Regions from separate parts of the Homo sapiens genome. Here region 2 is linked to region 1. Evidence: chromatin loops called from intact Hi-C (ENCODE). Cell type or tissue: heart right ventricle. All regions are shown on one strand.

What was found. A loop is a pair of places that touch in the nucleus more often than their neighbours do. Peaks named below come from ENCODE experiments on the same cell type or tissue, not always from the same donor. Only the 100,000 strongest peaks of a DNase experiment are listed, where the experiment ranks them.
Region 2: it touches region 1 in a loop (2.4-fold over the local background); 3 of 110 quality-filtered maps call a loop at or near these places.

What each region holds. Positions count from the first base shown.
Region 1 is chr19:18,436,424-18,444,423 of GRCh38, forward strand. ISYNA1 (inositol-3-phosphate synthase 1) reads right to left here and starts at 1,710. Exons shown (of 11, transcript NM_016368.5): 1 at 1,670-1,710; 2 at 1,437-1,565; 3 at 1,176-1,337; 4 at 550-682; 5 at 261-454; 6 at 1-56. The coding sequence starts at 1,556. It overlaps ELL (elongation factor for RNA polymerase II), which reads right to left. Exons shown (of 12, transcript NM_006532.4): 12 at 6,240-8,000. RefSeq lists enhancers at 1-7, 935-1,922, 1,923-2,909, 4,255-4,374, 4,535-4,594 and silencers at 948-1,087, 1,568-1,787, 5,388-5,437. In heart right ventricle, CTCF peaks have their summits at 901 and 4,157 (motif pointing right); DNase peaks (open chromatin) are centred at 49, 798, 1,668, 2,433 and 1 weaker place; H3K4me3 peaks cover 2,348 bases; H3K27ac peaks cover 3,356 bases.
Region 2 is chr19:18,645,980-18,653,979 of GRCh38, forward strand. The region is part of intron 1 of KLHL26 (kelch like family member 26); the gene reads left to right. Among named protein-coding and RNA genes, the nearest start is that of KLHL26, 13 kb to the left of the region's middle. RefSeq lists enhancers at 2,115-2,925, 2,926-3,736, 5,407-5,994. In heart right ventricle, no CTCF peak of the experiment used is centred here; DNase peaks (open chromatin) are centred at 3,116, 3,812, 4,232 and 4,792; H3K4me3 peaks cover 2,208 bases; H3K27ac peaks cover 4,966 bases.

The DNA.
Region 1 (8,000 bases):
TTGTCCAGCCCCGCGCTAGACCGGAAGTCTCGGATGTCCCTGCGGATCTGCTCCAGCTGTGGGTTGGATGGTGAGGGTGTGGGGAGGATGGAGAGGGTGTAGGGAAGTTGGTTGTACATACTCTCGGACTCACAGAGGCCTGGGCTACTCAGTTCCCCGGGTGTCAAGTGAGGCCTGGATTCGCGGGGTGGGGCAAAAAGAGGGAACCAAGTGGCGAAGAACAGGTGGCAGGAAGCAAGGGATGCGGGATGGGACAGCACCTGCTGCGCACGCGAGCCTGGGATGAGGTTGTCCGCGCGCGCGCTCTGGTTGGCCGCGATGAATTCGGGGATGTAAACAGAAGGCCGGGGCCGCAGGGCCTCCATGTGCGGCCACAGTTGCTCCTGCAGCCCCCAGTCCAGCACCTTCGCGCGCCGCATCGCCTCGGCCAGGTTCAGCGACGAGATGTCCCAGCCTGGGGGGACCCTCACACTCGGCCCTGCCCGGATCCTGGGCCCCTCCAGACCCCATCTCCCATCCCGCCCCACCCCGGCCCAGGGCTCCGCCCACCATCGAACACGAGGTCGTTGGGCGCCACCATGGGCAGCACCGCGCTGAAGGGTACGAACACCTCCTGGCCCTCGGCGTCCAGGCCCAGGCTCACGGTGCCCGCCTGAGTCAGCGAGCCGTAGTAGTTGGCCTCCTGGGGGTCAGCAGACACGGCGAGGTGACGGGTGGGAGTGGTGAAAGGGCCGCGACCCGGCCTGGGCCCCACCTAGACTCTCAAGCCCCGCCCCACTTTCGGGCATTTTTCAGTTCCAGGCTCACAGCCAGGACGGAAGCCGCTGCCCCCAGGCCCCTCCCCTGAGACCTCCGGCACCTTAAGCTCCGCCCCTGTAAGACTCCCGAGGAGTCCCCGCTACCTCGCGAAACCCTTCCACGGGGTCCGCCTGCAGCCAGGCCCCGCCCCCTGCAAGCCCTCCCGCCCCACAGAGCTTCGCCCCCTGCAGGTCCCTCGCCCACTACAGGCCTCCAGACCCGGGCAGGTCCCTCGCCCCTGCAGCCCCTCGCCCCGCGGAACCCCACCCCCTACAGCCCCCCTGGTCCCGCAGAGCCCCGCCCCCTGCAGGCTCCCGCCCCCGCCCGCAAGGACTCCCACCAAGCCTCCCTACCCACCACGCCCCTCCCGCCCCCACCTTGCGGCCGCTGCGCGTGGGCCAGGACAAACGCAGTCGATTGGCCAGCACCGCGGCGGTGAGTGTGGAGCCGTTGTTCCCGCCCCAGCCGACAAGCATGACCCCGAGCCGGGGCACCTGCCGGGCGGTCCGGAAGGTGAAGCGCGTGGACGTGGGGTGCACCTGAAGACAGGCCGCGCAGTGAATCCCGGGTCCCGTGCCCTTCTCCCCGAGCCGCCCCGCTCTCCCCAGCACGCCTCCTTCCTCAGCCCCCTGGTCCACCTTGAGAACGCCACCCTCGCGGCTGACGCGCGTCGTCCGGTACTCGTATTGCGCCTCGATGGCCTCGGGGCCGTAGACCACGTCCGGGCTCTCGACGAAGAACTGGGCGGCGGCCTCCATCGCGGCGGGCTGGGGGCCCGGGGTGAGCAGGGGGTCAGCGGGGACTCTAAGCGGCCGGGGCCAAGCCAGCCTGGGTCCCCACGGAGGCCGTCCCTGCCCCGAACCGCACTCACCGGCGCAGAGTCGACTCAGGCAGCGGCGGCGGACAGCGCGGGCTCTCGGGCGCGCGACCTCCGGAGAAAAGCGCTGCGGCCCCTCCCCCGCCCCGCCCCCTTCCCCGCCTCTCCCGCGCTGGGAGGGAGGGGCCCAACGTCTGGAGACCCGGTTCGAGGCCCGACAACCCAGAGCCACCGTGGCCATCGGGTCCCCGCCTGGCGGAAGTGGCCAGGCGTCCACGAGCGCGGCGCGTATAGGTTCACCTCGCTCGCTCCGCAGCCCCCAGGGGCTCATGGCTGCCTATCCCCCCTTTACAAGAGGACAATGAGGCTACACATGAGCCCAGCCACAAGCCAGGGGGTGGAGCTGGGCAGGGAAGCTGGGCCTCCGGGGGGGTAGGTAGGGGGTCTGGGTCAGAGACACTGCAGGGGAAACAGGCAGAGGACCAGAACTCCAAAGCCAGAATCTCCTCGGAGCCACACTGCCACCTACTCCCCCTTCGTGGGCAGCAGCACCTACCAGGCAGTCCCATCCCCTGGCTCCCCATGTCCGCCCCCATCCATCTCGGGGGACAAAGTCACTCTGTCCCCACGGGGCTCACAAGGATGGGGCCTGTTTGGCCTGTTTCCCCACCTGCAGCAGGAGGGCTTGGCAGGAGTGGGCCGGAGCGGGAGGCTGTTCGCTGGAAAGGGGAGGGGACGCACAGGCGGGCAGGGCCGAGGCAGGGGAGGAATGAGGCCTGCACTGCAGGGCGCCCCCCTCATGCGCGCTGATAAGGGAGCGTGGGAACCCAGCGGGCAGGCCGGGGCAGCTCCCCCAGGAACTTTCCAAAACAAGCGCCTGGAGGCCGGAAAGTTTCCACCACTGGAGCTGGCCCAAAAGGTGGATAGTTGGGAACGTTTGCAAGAGACAGGGCCTGACCTTGGAGGATGAGGGCTTAAGACTCTGGGTCCAGGCCTCACCCTGAAGGGGCCCCAGTCTGAGGGAGTTGGAAGTGGACTGGGACACCCCCGCCCCAGTGGGTGGGAACTCACAGGCAGGGCCCCTGCAAGACAGGCTCCCCAGATGAGGGGGCTGCTGGCAAGGGTTTTGAGACATGAAGAGGAGTTCACTGAAAGAAAACTACAGGCCAAGCCACCTGAGCCACCCAGACAGGGCAGATGAAAAATTGGCTACGTGGGAGGCAGTTTGGGGTCTTGGGCAGACCCTGAGGGCTGGGGATAGGGAGTGTGAAAGAGTATTTGGTGTTTGTTCCTGGTTCTTGGTTAGACATTGAGCTCAATCACCAGTGGCCAACGATTTAATCAATCACATATATGCAAATGAGACAGTTGGGGCTCAGAACACAGAAACTCCCCTCAGCCTCAAGTTATGGGGCCTTGGCCTGCCCCGCGCTTTGAGCAGGGCATCGGAAAGCTCAGAATCGAGTCTCTCCGACCTTCTCCTGCCCTCCTGCCTCTAGCCCCTTTCTCCCCTGGAAACCATAGAAACCAGAATTCCTCTTCCCCAAGGCAGGTCAGAGACACTGGAGCCCTTCTCCCCTTAAAACAAAAAAAAAGCCACAAAGCCGGCAAAGGTCACTCTCTGCCTGCTCCCTTGAAGACCCTCATTCCGGGAGGGTCCTGCCCATACCCTGGAGGAAGGAATGCTACCCAGAGTCTAGGAAGTCTGGGCAGGCTGGCCCCCCTCCCCCACCCAGTCTGCTCCCTTTAAGATCTACAGTGTTTCAACACATTGATACACATTCTTCATAGAACCTAAGCCGAAAAATAGGCAGTCAGCCAGGCACGGTGGCTCATGCCTGTAATCCTAGCACTTTGGGAGGTCAAAGCGGGCGCATCGCTTGAGCCCAGGAGTTTGAGACCAGCCTGGGCAACACGGGGAAACCCCGTCTCAATACAAACAAACAAACAAAAAATAGCCGGGCTTGGTGGCGCACACCTGTAGTCCAGCTGCGTGGGAGGCTGAGGTGGGAGGATCACCTAAGCTCAGGAGGTGTAGGCTGCAGTGAGCCATGATTGTACCACTGCACTCCAGCCTGGGCAACAGAGTAATACCCTGTCTCAAAAAAAAAATGGGGTTTAGGGGAAAATATGGAGGGGCTGGGAGGGTGGCATGCCTGGAAAAGGCATGGAAGCTTCACGGCCCGCCCATACCTTGCCCTGTGCGCCTCCTCCATTTGGCTGTGAGCATTTTCCGGAGTTCTGTGAGCTGTTCCAGCAATTATCAAACCTGAAGTGGGGTCATGGGAACTCGCAATTTATTAGCCTGCTTGCCAGAAGTATAGGTGGCATCTGACACAGGTGCAGCCCTGTGGGACTGACCCCCATAACTTGTGGAGTCCGATACCATCTCTGGGAATGGAACTGTTGGACATCCTGTAGGTACTGGAGGATCAGAGAATCGGGGAGTTTGTGCCTCGAGGCGACACGTGATTCAGGAACCTGTGTAGTTGAGAGACATGAGGAAGGTCCCAAGACCCAGCCCCGGGGAGCCTGTGTTCACAGGGCCACCTGTAGAGGGTGCCGGAGGATGGGAGCTGGCACAGGGCAGCTGGAGGGAATCGGCATAGAGGCTGGGCTGCTTCCACTCCCAGCAGTTGACAAGGCCGAAGGAGGGGGTTTGGCCCCTACAGTCAGGCCTGGGTGTGCTGAAGTCGGTGGTGAGATGCACTGTTATTCCCCAGCAAAGTGTGGGCTCCCTGAAGGCAGGGATGAGGCTGAGTCACTGCTGTGTTGCAGAGCCCAGGTGGAGCTTGGTACAGGAGGGGGCTGCAGGAACAGGGGTGCCCGTTGAAAGAGGACAATTGGGGCCCCTGGCAGGTGGCAGGAGAGGGTTTAACAGCTCTGAGCCCCTCTCTACCAGGGTGCCCAGGTCATGAGGGTGGGAAGGCTCTCCTGAATATCCGGGGCACTAGACTGATGGCATCCATGGCTCAGGAAGGTCAGGGGACTGACTGTGGCCTCTGCAGGCTGCGGGGGTGATGGCCAGAGTATTGCTGGGCAGTTGGCTTAGGGCTGGCGTTGGAGGGCCGGGGGAGGCAGGACCGTGAGCTGCAGGAGGTTGGTGTTGGCCCTGGGATGTTGGGACAGAGATGTTATCCTGGGAGAACAGCGTGGCCAGGCTATGCTGGGAGCAGGGTACACGCTGCCCCACTGGGCTGCATGACTTCCCCTCCCGCGCCCCTCAGATTCCTGGGTGGCCTTAGAACTTGGGCCAAGGCCACGGACGGGCAGGGAGGCCAGGCCCCCCCCACAGCTGCAGGCCCAGGACCTTTGCCCACGGTCCTATTCTTCGGTGTTATCGCTTACTAAATGCACCCCTTCTTGTCCTTGGCTGGCAGGTTGAGTGTTATGTTCTCCATGGCCCCTGGCTCGTTCCACCTGCACCACCGCCGCTCCCGTCAGGCCTTTTCCCCATCCCCACTAGTGGCACAGGGGATGCCCCTGCCCCAGTGTGGGAAGAACAGGTAATATTACCGTTACCTGCTGCTGCTTTCATCAGAGGGAGACAGTCACAGCTGGTTTCCCCCACCCCCAGCCCCACTCCTGTAGCCTTTGGTGCCACAGGGGGCCAAGGAATCCCAATGCTGGGTTCAGCCCACCCTATCCACACCAGAGGGTACTGCTGTGCTCACACACCTGCTATGGCTCCCTATCCCTCCGCCCTGACCCAGCCTGCCCCCACCCCCGCGCTCCCCGTCACCTACAGGGCCCTCTGATTTGGTCCTTTCTCAGGCAACGGCTCAGGTAGGCTGCAAACTCTGCCTTCTTATCTGGTCCCAGCCAGAGCCCCTGAACAACCCTTTCTCATCATTATGGCGGCCCCAGGTCACATCACCTCCTGATGCCAGCCCACCCCCAACCACAGGACAGGGACAGCCACCACAGAAACCAGGCTGTGACACACCCACACACTACACACACACCCACACCCCAACACACACCACACACCCAACACACACACCCCCAACACACACCACACCCTCACACCACACACACACCTACACACCCCAACACACACCACACACCACCCAACACACACCACACCCTCACACCCCAACACACACCACACATCCGGTCAACACACACCAACACACACCACACCCACACCAACACACCCCAACACACACCACACCCACACACCCCAACACACACCCACCCTCAACACATCCCCAACACACCACACACACCCCACACCACACACCCCAACACACACCACACCCTCATACCACACACCCAGATACACCACATCCACACACCACACCCCAACACACACCCACATCCCAACACATACCACATCCCAACAAACACCACATCCTCACCACACACATCCCCAACACACACCACACACCCCACACCCCAACACACACCACACACAACACACCCACACATACAACACACACACCCTAACACATCACACACACTACACACCCACACACAACATCCAACACACACCGACACAGATATACTACACACCCACACACCCCAACACACACCACACACACATACACACCATACACCACACACACAGATACACCAACACCCACACACCACACACACCAGCCAGGCAGCCTGGGCTGCCAGGTTCAGTTCAGTGAAATTTATTGGAGAATGAAAAAAGTCAGCATTCACCTGTTTAGTGTACAAAAAGGACACTAGATCTTTTAAGAAAATATCAGGAAACTGAAGACGCAGATAGATGCCTTTCAATTGTAACATTTTGGCAAAAGTGGAAAGTTCTTGTAAACACCAACCCCATGGCTCAAAATAGTTTTTCTCCACAGTACAACATTAAAAGAAAAAAAAATAGTATCAATAAGTTAGACCATATTTAATCAGCTAGAACTTTGTCCACCAACCCCCAAAACACAAAACTTTTCTTAGCTTCATAATTCCTTAAAAGGAGAACAAATAAACAACAAAAACAACAACAACAACAAAAAGGCAAATTCAACTGACAGCCCCTTGGACTGGTTCCCAGGGCAGAGGGGCGGGCAGTCCCGGGCTGGGACCTCCTGAAATCATCCCACCTCACCGGTGTCTGCAGGGCTGCCTGCGGGCGACACAGCAAGGTCCAGCTGACTCTGGAGGCCTCCTGGAGCCTGCTCGGCCCTTCCCCGGCCCGGCCCGGCCCAAAGAGAAAAACAACAACAGCTATTGAAACATGAAGGATCAGTTTCCTCGGAGCTCTGGGAACCCGGGGGTCCCAAAGGAGAGAGACTCTCGGGCAGGGGTGGGATACACTGTGGGCCCTCCACAGTCAGCTCTTTGGAAGCTGTCAGGAGGCACCCCTCCACCCCCCAGTTTAGAAAAATAGACATCTGTATTTTTGCATTTCTGTTCTCCCTGCCTGACTGCTGATGGCAGCAGTGACCCCCATGTGATCCCTGGGCCCTGAGTCACAGCCGCCATCCACCCCCCACCACCTTTCCAAGTCATGGCTTCATTCAGCCCTAAATGGGAACACACGCCTCAGACCCCACCATGCCCTGGGGGGTCCCCACATACGCACACTCACACACCCACACTTGCGTGGCCCCCCGATGCTTTGGGGGACACTAGACTAGGCACAGCAACAGAGCAGCAATTGGGGTGTCTGCAGAGCCTGCACCCCCAGAGCAGGCAGACCCATCCTCCTGGCTCCCCAGCTCTGCCCATGGGTCCCTGGGGCCTCCCTGACCCCATGGCGCCCAGCCCTCCATCAGCCCCTCCCTGAGTGCAAACCTTGGCGGTGGCTCTGCTAAGACGACCCCAGGACCCACAAGTGGACAGAGGGACGGAGGGAGGCCAGCAGCATCGAGACCACAAGGTCTCAACAGTGTGGAATGAGCAGCAGCAGCAACAAATGGGAAACCGAGGACATCGCAAAGAAAAGTCTGACGCCGCTGCGGCCGAGTCTCAACTTGGAGCACAGAAACACAGTGGCCCCCGACAGCTGAGGGCCTGAAATAGCAGGGCAGGCCTGGGGGCGCTGAAAGCCCTCTGCCCCCTTGGCTCTGAGCAGCTGTCTGGGGGCACCAGCTGGAGTTCTCAAAATAGCCACCTGGGCCACCCTGTTTGCTTGCTGGAGCAGAGACCCTGCCCAAGGAGGAGAGGCTGGGGAAAGGGGTGCCTAAACGTAGAGCCAGAGACCAGCAGAGGCCACCTGCCCATTCCCCACGCCCTCAGAACGCAGCTGCACCTTTCGACGACCTCTGTAATACTGCAGGCAGGACCCAGGGCAGCGGCTAGACCCTGGGTGTCCGAGGAGAGGGAGGCACAGGTTTAGAAAAAAGATTTTGCTTCTCTTTTGTACAAAAATAGACTCAAGTCTCATTAGCAGTAGCTAAAAGTGGCTGTCTTTGTA
Region 2 (8,000 bases), 210 kb after region 1:
GATCATCTCCACCAAGCCCAGAGGCCTTGGAAGGGTCCAGCCCCCCAGCTCCTGCTAGGAAGACTTAGGGGAAGAGGTGGCTTCCCAAGGAGGTTCTTGCTACTTTGGGGAAGTTCTCATTCCTTTGGCCTCTTGCCCCTTTCTTTTTTATTATTATTAATTTTTTTTGACGTCACTCTGAGCTCAGGCTGGAGTGCAGTGGCATGATTTTGGCTCACTGCAACCTCCGCCTTCTGGGTTCAAGTGATTCTCCTGCCTCAGCCTCCCAAGTAGCTGGGACTACAGGCGCCCACTACCATGCCTGGCTAGTTTTTGTATTTTTAGGAGAGATGGGGTTTCATCATGTTGGCCAGGCTGGTCTCGAACTCCTGACCTCAGGTGATCCACCTGCCTTGGCCTCCCAAAGTGCTGGGATTACAGGCATGAGCCAGTGCGCCCGGCCTCATGCCCCTTTCAGAAGGAGGATTTTGACCCTTCCAAGACGTGGACTCAAGTCCTTCTCCTGGAAAATGTGGTCAGATATGGCGGCATGAGGTGTCTCATCATACCCATGGGTGACTGTGGCTCCCTCTTTATGGGTTGTGGCTGTGACAGATTCCTCATCTGGGAAATGGGGCTCCAGGCCCACCAGGTGGGGGGTGTCTGGGAGGAAACGAGTGGGGAGAGGTCACATGTACCTCATCAGTGTTACTGTGGCAGTGCTGACGCCCATGATGGGGACACTGCCATCCTTCTGCCCGCCATGCCCGCATGGGCCTTGAGGGGATCGTCAATGCCAGCAAGCCTTGATGTGGCGTGCGTGTGTCAGGCAGGGAAAGGAGAGGGTGAACTTGAGCCATTGGGAAGACAGTAGTGCCATGACTTGGGCCGTAAGAGGGACAGCAGCAGGGGCAGCGAGAGAGTAGAGCACGTCCAGCGTGAGCTGGAGAGGGCAGGTTCCGCCAGGAGTAGGCCTGGGAGCAGGAGCTCGGCAGGGCGGGGGCAGGGGCGGCGGGGGGTGGCGCGTCTCAGCAGGGATGGGGGCAGGTGGAACTGGGCCAGCCCAAGAAGGGCACTGGCCCACAGGCCGAGCCACATCCAGGCCACTCGATCTGCCCCTCACAGCTGAGCCCCTTCTCTGGGAAGGAGGCCACCCTCTCCTCCCCTCCTTGTCGGCAGGTCCCAAGAGCTCTGGGAGTGGAATTGCTCTGAAAGCACTCACTTCAACCTGAATCGTGCAGTGCGATCGTCACAGCTGGACTGTTTCCACCTGGTAGCTGTGACCCCCGGGACGGCCTCCTTGTCGTTGTCCGTAGTTACCGGGGAAGAAAGGCTTTATTACCCTCCGCCATAATCGCACCATCTCCAGGGAGCCCCTGCGAATGTCATCCCACCTCCCCCACGGCGATTACTTTTTATCTCACCCACCTCTCCTCAGACACTGTAAAAGGGAGGCTTTCTCCTCACTCCAGCCCTTTGGTTTTTTCCTTTTTCTGATATTTGTGTGTGTGTGTGTGTCTTACCCTTTGGTTTTAGGGAATGTTTTAGATTTGGTGTTAAGAGGCCCTGGAGGAGGAAGAGAGGAGGAGGAGGAAGAGTGGAGGAAGAGGAGGAGGAGATGAGAGGGAGGAGGAGGAAGAGGAGGAGGAGAAAAAGAGGAGGAAGAGGAGGAGGAAGAGAGGAGGAGGAGGAAAGAGAGAGGAGGAGAAAAAGAACAGGAGAATGGGGAGGGAGAGAGGAGGATGAGGGGGAAGGACACAGATAGAAATAATTCAGCGACTTGGGGCCTTGGATCCTGGAAGAAGGGGGTGGGATCTACTGAAGGCAAGGGGTGACTGGGCAGCATGTGTCCCGGCATCCCCAGCTCTTTGCTCTGTGGACAGGATTTGTTAGACACATTTCTCTGCCTTTGTGCAGGTGCCACAGTCTCCTGTGTCCACCCCATGCCTGGTGCTGGACATGAAGGGTCCATGGGACAGATGGACCCTGCCCATGGGGCGCATACATGCCAGCAGGAGTTAGAGAACGTCGTGCGGTCATTTCCGGGCTGGCTGGGCCAGGGGGCCAGGGCAGGGTTTGGGTGAGCGGCATATCAGTCAGCCTCCTGTTTTGAAAGGATCCCTCTGTAGGCCGGGTGTGGTGGCTCACACCTGTATTCCCAGCACATTGGGAGGCCAAGGCGGGTAGATCACTTGAGGTCAGGAGTTCGAGACCAGCCTGGGCAACATAGTGAGATCCAGTCTCTACTAAAAATACACAAAACTAGCTGGGCGCAGTGGCGGGTGCTTGTAGTCCCAGCTGCTCTGGAGGCTGAGGCACGAGAGTCGATTGAACCCAGGAGCCGAGATTGCACCACTGCACTCCAGCCTGGGCGACAAAGTGAGACTCTGTCTCAAAAAAGAAAGGATCCCTCTGGCAAGAGACAAGGGACCCTCGGCCAAGGTGGGCCCTGGAGGGATGGAGAGGCACACGCAGGCTTGGGGATGCCTGGAGGTTGAGCTTGTGCTGACTGATAGTGGTGGCCAGTTTCTGCCCTCCCCACCGGGCAGGCTGAAGGTCAGGGTTGTCCTTGGTCCCGCGCGGCTGCACTGCCTGCAACAAGCAGCAGACTTGGAGGCGCCACCTGGCCTAGGGGATTCGCAGCCCTTCCTGTGTTCCAGAAAAGCCCTTCATGCCTCTCCTTGCTCAGGGTTCGTGCCACTTGGAGCTCCCACAGTCCTTGAGGGCTTCAGGTCTTCCCACCAGCAGGTCCCAGTCCTGGGAATGTCCCTCCTCCTGAGAGAAGGCCTCAGTCTGGCTGCAGCTGCCCAGGAGGTCCTCAGGTAGCATCTCTTGTGGGTTCCACCTTCGAGCCACAGCCTGGAGCCAGCTCCTCCTGCTCTCTCCTCCCCATCCCAGCTCAGAGCCACTCCTGGCTCTTCCCCTTCTGGGCATCATCCCCAACTCCAGCCAGCGGGACCCTCCTAAGGCAGGAATCAGACCACCTCACTCCCCTGCCGGCCACCTGCCAGTGGCTCCCTCACTCTCAGAACAAAATCTACTTCTTGATGTGACCCGCTGGGCCCCTGAGCTTCCGCAGCTCTGACGGCTCTGCTGGGCTCTGAAGCACGCTCACTGGAATGTCCTGTCCCAGTGATTTGCACGGCTCAAGTGTTGTCTCCTCGGGGCCTGGCCACTGTGTCCACCGTGGCGCCACTGCTCGCCCTGTCGTCATGGTACATTCTCTGCTTGAGGACCCATGTCCCTGTAGAATGTACGTTCCCCAAGGGCAGGGCTTTATCAGATCTTTTTACAGTGGTGGTCCTGGCGCTGGCACAGCTACTGGCACGGGATGGATGCTTTTGAGTGTAGATCCAGTGAGTACCCCACCCCGAACAGTCTTCGATGCATACCAGAGGGGAAGCCTCCTGGCATAGCTCTGCATGCCCAGGCTGGCCGAGGGTCATCCGCCTCTTCCTCTTCACTTCATTGAACCAGCAGGGTGTGGGCGGAGAAGCAGAAATTCACAGGCATGTTGTCAGTAAACCAGCCCTGTTACCTGTTACAGAGCCCAGGGCACCATACCGTTTTGCGTGTGCTGTCTTTAGTGAGTGAGCAAAACCTCAGCCCTGCATGTTAAAGCAAAGGCGGCAAACGACAGCCGCTCTCTCCCTGTCCAGCTGTCTGAAGTGGAAGTGGGGGCCAAGCCCGCTGGGTTCCCGCTGCCGGCAGCCCCGCCCTCCTCCTCTGGTAGCCGCTCTGCAGCTGTGCGGACCAGCTCTCTTAACACTTGTTAACCCCAGCCTCCAGTCCCTTCCTGCCCCCCACCCCGCCCCTTCCACATGTCTCTCCGGAGAGGGCCGCACAGAATTCACAGGACTCGTCTCCAACGGCTGCGCCAGCAATTCCCTAGCATTCCTCCTCTGCAGAGTGGATTTTGGTGCATGTCCAGCGTGATTTCAGACCCCTCACTGCGCAGCGGAGTGCCTGATCGCTCTGTGTGCACCACCACGGTGCACACTGAAAATATTGTGATCTGGGAGGAAGTAACCAGCACCTTGGGGGAATCACAGACCTTTCCTGCGAGGGCAAGGGCTTCCGGAATTGAACAGGCTGGGCCTGGAGGAGATCTTGAGGGGTGGACCTTCAGGCTTGTAAAGGCCTGGAGGGGGGTCACCCGAGGATCGAGGCCGAAGATGTTTACTGACGCCACAACTGTGAAATTCCACAGGGGTCAAAGACGGACCCGGGCGGGAGCGGTCTGGGCTGGATATCCGGAGAGTTCTGCTCTCCACGGGATGTTAGAATTTGAGGCAGTCTGCCTAAGGAGGCAGAGCAGAGAGGCATGTGATCACCCAGATCGTCTGAGAGCGGGACATTTTCCCGGAGCGGGGTGGAAGGAGTGTCAAGGTGACTGTGAGATGACAGACACGTAGGGGAGCCCCACAGAGGACCCCCAAGACACCCTCTCTGTTGCCATCAGCCTGAGTCATCCTCTATCTGAAAAACTTCCAGGACTGAAGTTCGAGTTGGAAGCACGCGTTCTCCTTGGTGAAGTCCGTCCTGTCCCAGGAGGGCTGCGCTAGGTCTCTCCTCTGGCTCCCCCTCCTCGGGTCCTCGTGGCTCTCTGTCGTGTGAAGCGGGGGGTCAGGAGCGCACAAATGTTTATACTCCACGTGAGTCACTTGCACAGATGACGGGTGATGTTTTCCTCGCCAAGGCTGATGGCACCGGGCCCCTTTGCCGTTCCAGCCTCAGTCACGCCTCCAGTCTGTTAGCATTTAGAGTTGCTGAACTTTCGCATTGGTCAGGGGCGCGGGCAGCTTGCTGACCTTTTCTGGGAGTCGTGGCGGACGGAGTGGAGCCGTCTGTCTCGTCACAGACAGGCGGGGCTGCGGCTGGGGATGGCCGCCGCCCACTCGCCCTCAGAATGGCCCTCAGCGGGGCTTCCTGACCCCTCAGCCCCGGTAGGAAGCTGGTGTGCACTGCAGGGAGAGGCGGCAGCTGGAAAAGTGTTAAGGCCACAGTGGTTTTTCCAGAGGCTCGTCTGGAATGCCGTGGCTGGATCTGAGCCTCCTGACATCCGAGGCCCCTCTTGGTGGGGAGAGCCAGAAACCCAAGATACTGCCGTCAGTTAAAGACTCGAAGTTCACATTTTAAAAAGTGCAAGGAGACACCCGGTTTTAGGTACGTTGGGGTGCAAGGTCTGAAGGCTGGAATCTGTGGCTCCCTTCTTTCAGCTCTGTCATCCCTCTTGTCTGGGTGCTGCCCACCTGGTAGAAAGGGGACCTCACCTTGCCACTCCACTAGCCTGCCAACACCACCAGGAAGGCGACCCTTCATCCTGGTGGCTCCAGTAAAAATCCCAGGGAAGGCTCTGATTGGATCAGAAGGGCCAAGTCCCCATCCCAGGATGAATCCCTATGGCCAGGGGCCCTGGAGCCTCTGTCCAGTCTGTGTCACATCCATATTTTCAGCCCAGCAATGGGATCTGCCTGATCTCCACCACTGGGGCTGAGCATAGAGAAGAGGAGGTTCCAGAGGAGAACAGGGGGCCCTTATGAGAAGAGGGGAGGGATGGTAAACACCCCAAAAATGAAGATATTCATGACAGACCCCCTCTGATGCTGAAATTTGTGTTGTCTTTGGAAGGTGCTGGGCTAAGCTGTGGAGTGCCTGCATCTGGCCTGGCTCTGCTGGGGATGAGCAGTGCCATGTGGCAGCCCCGTCCCTTCTGGGGCTTCAACACCTGTCCTGCCAGTGGAGGCAGTGGGGTGGGCTGCCTTGCAGCACGTTACCACCCCGACATGCTAGAATTCAGCAGTGCTAGAATTTCACTGGGTTTCCAAGCGGTGCTCTGGAGCTGTGCAGTCATGTACCTACTTGCCTGAACTGTGGAGTGAAGGGATTTGCTCATTCAAGTGGTCCCTGCTGCCGGCCCAATGCAGTGGGACCAAGTCGGGGGATGGGCTGTGGCAGAAGCAGTCTCACCTCAGTGGGAGGGAATGGGAAAGGGAAGCCTCAGGCCGAGACCTGCCCACTCGTCAGCCCTGGATGGGGACCCAGCTGGGCCATGAGGGTGAGGAAAGCCATGGCAGAGAAGGCTCTGGGGTGGAGGCAGCAGAGGTGCTGAGTGCAGAAATGCTGGTGGGCTCAGGAGTGTGGTGGAGGGAGAAGGGTCTGAGGGCAAGAGGGTTGGCCACTCAGCACAGAGCACAACATGAGCAAAGGTCCAGAGACAGGATGTGCAGGAGAGTCCCACTGAGGGCTTCGCGGTGGATCCTGAAGGATCACATACACTAGGACTCGGGCCAGGAGGTCTTGTGGGGAGGAACAAGCAGTGAGCTAAGATAAGAGTTGGGCTCCAGCAGGCCAGGTGCGGTGGCTCCCGCCTGTAATCCCAGCACTTTGGGAGGCCGAGGCGGGCAGATCACCTGAGGCCGAGAGTTCGAGACCAGCCTGGTCAATGTGATGAAACCTCGTCTCTATTAAAAATACAAAAATTAGCTAGGTGTGGTAGTGGGCGCCTATAGTCCCAGCTACTCAGGAGGCTGAGGCAGGAGAATTACTTGAACCTGGGAGGTGGAGGTTGCAGAGAGCTGAGATCACACCACTGCACTCCAGCCTGAGTGACAGAGCCAGACTCCATCTCAAAAAAAAAAAAAAAAAAAGAGTTGGGCTCCAGCCCAGTGCTGCCACCTGGGAGCCATCCACCTGCCACCTCACTCATTCACTCACCCTCAAACCCCACCTCCCTGGCCAGCAGCAAGCTCTCTGCCTCCACAGCACCCCTCCCATCCTGGCTTGTACCTGGACCACAGTGTTGGGGCGTCCCCATCAGAACAGCCTCCACGAACCAAGGGAGCACCCACTTTGTATAAGGCCATCAACTGGGGTGGTGCAGTTCTGGTTCCTGGCTCCGTTGTCGGCAGGCAGCCTAGAAAAGGGGCACGGCTATCATCCCATTTTACAGATGGGGAAGTTGAGGCACAGAGAGGTTCAGGGGCTCATCCAAGGCCACACAGTAAACAAGAGGCAGAGGGACACTAGGTATGGCCAGCAGAGACCTTCTTTGGCCAGTGCACAGGTGCTTTTTGGCCTTTTCATGGTCCCAAGTGGGTGGGTCCTATGATCATCACCATGATGCAGATGGGGAGACTGAGGCTCAGAGGGCTGAGACTGCTCACCAAGGCTCTGCCTGAGCCTGGAGGATGCATGTGGAGCTAAACAGCAGGAAGAGCAAGACAGGGGCTCTTCAGGGCCGGCCCAGCACAAAGATGTGGATTTATCTGTCCATCTATCCACCCACCCTTCATCCACCATTCATCTATCTGCCACCCACTCACTCCTTCTTACCCACCTGTTCACACCTATGTCCACCAGTTCACCCACCCACCTGACCATCCATACCTCCACCTGTCCATCCACCCCACCACCCACCCACCCATCCGCCCACCCACCCACCTGCCCCTATCCACCCATCTTTTCATCAGTCCACCCTTCCATCCACCCACCCATCCACCTGCCCTTCCATCCACCCACCTACCCATGCCACCCACCCTTCCATCTACCCACCCACCCATCCATCCACCCATCCACCCACCCTTCCATCAGTCTACCCTTCCATGCACCCACCCATCCACCCTACCATCTACCCACCTAGGCACCCACCCACCCTTCACCCACCCACCCATCCATCCACCCGTCCACCCACCCTTCCATCAGTCCACACTTCCATCCACCCACCCACCCACCCTTCCATCTACCCACCTGCCCACCCACCCACCCACCCTTCCATCTACCCACCCACCCACCCATCCATCCGCCCTTCCATCAGTCCACCCTTCCATCCACCCACCCACCCTTCCATCTACCCACCTACCCACCCACCCACACACCCACCCTTTCATCTACCCACCCACCTATCCATGCACCCATCCACCCACCCTTCCATCAGTCCACCCTTCCATCCACTCACCATCCACCTGCCCTTCCATCCACCCACCTGTCCACCCACCCACCCATCCATCCACCCATCCACC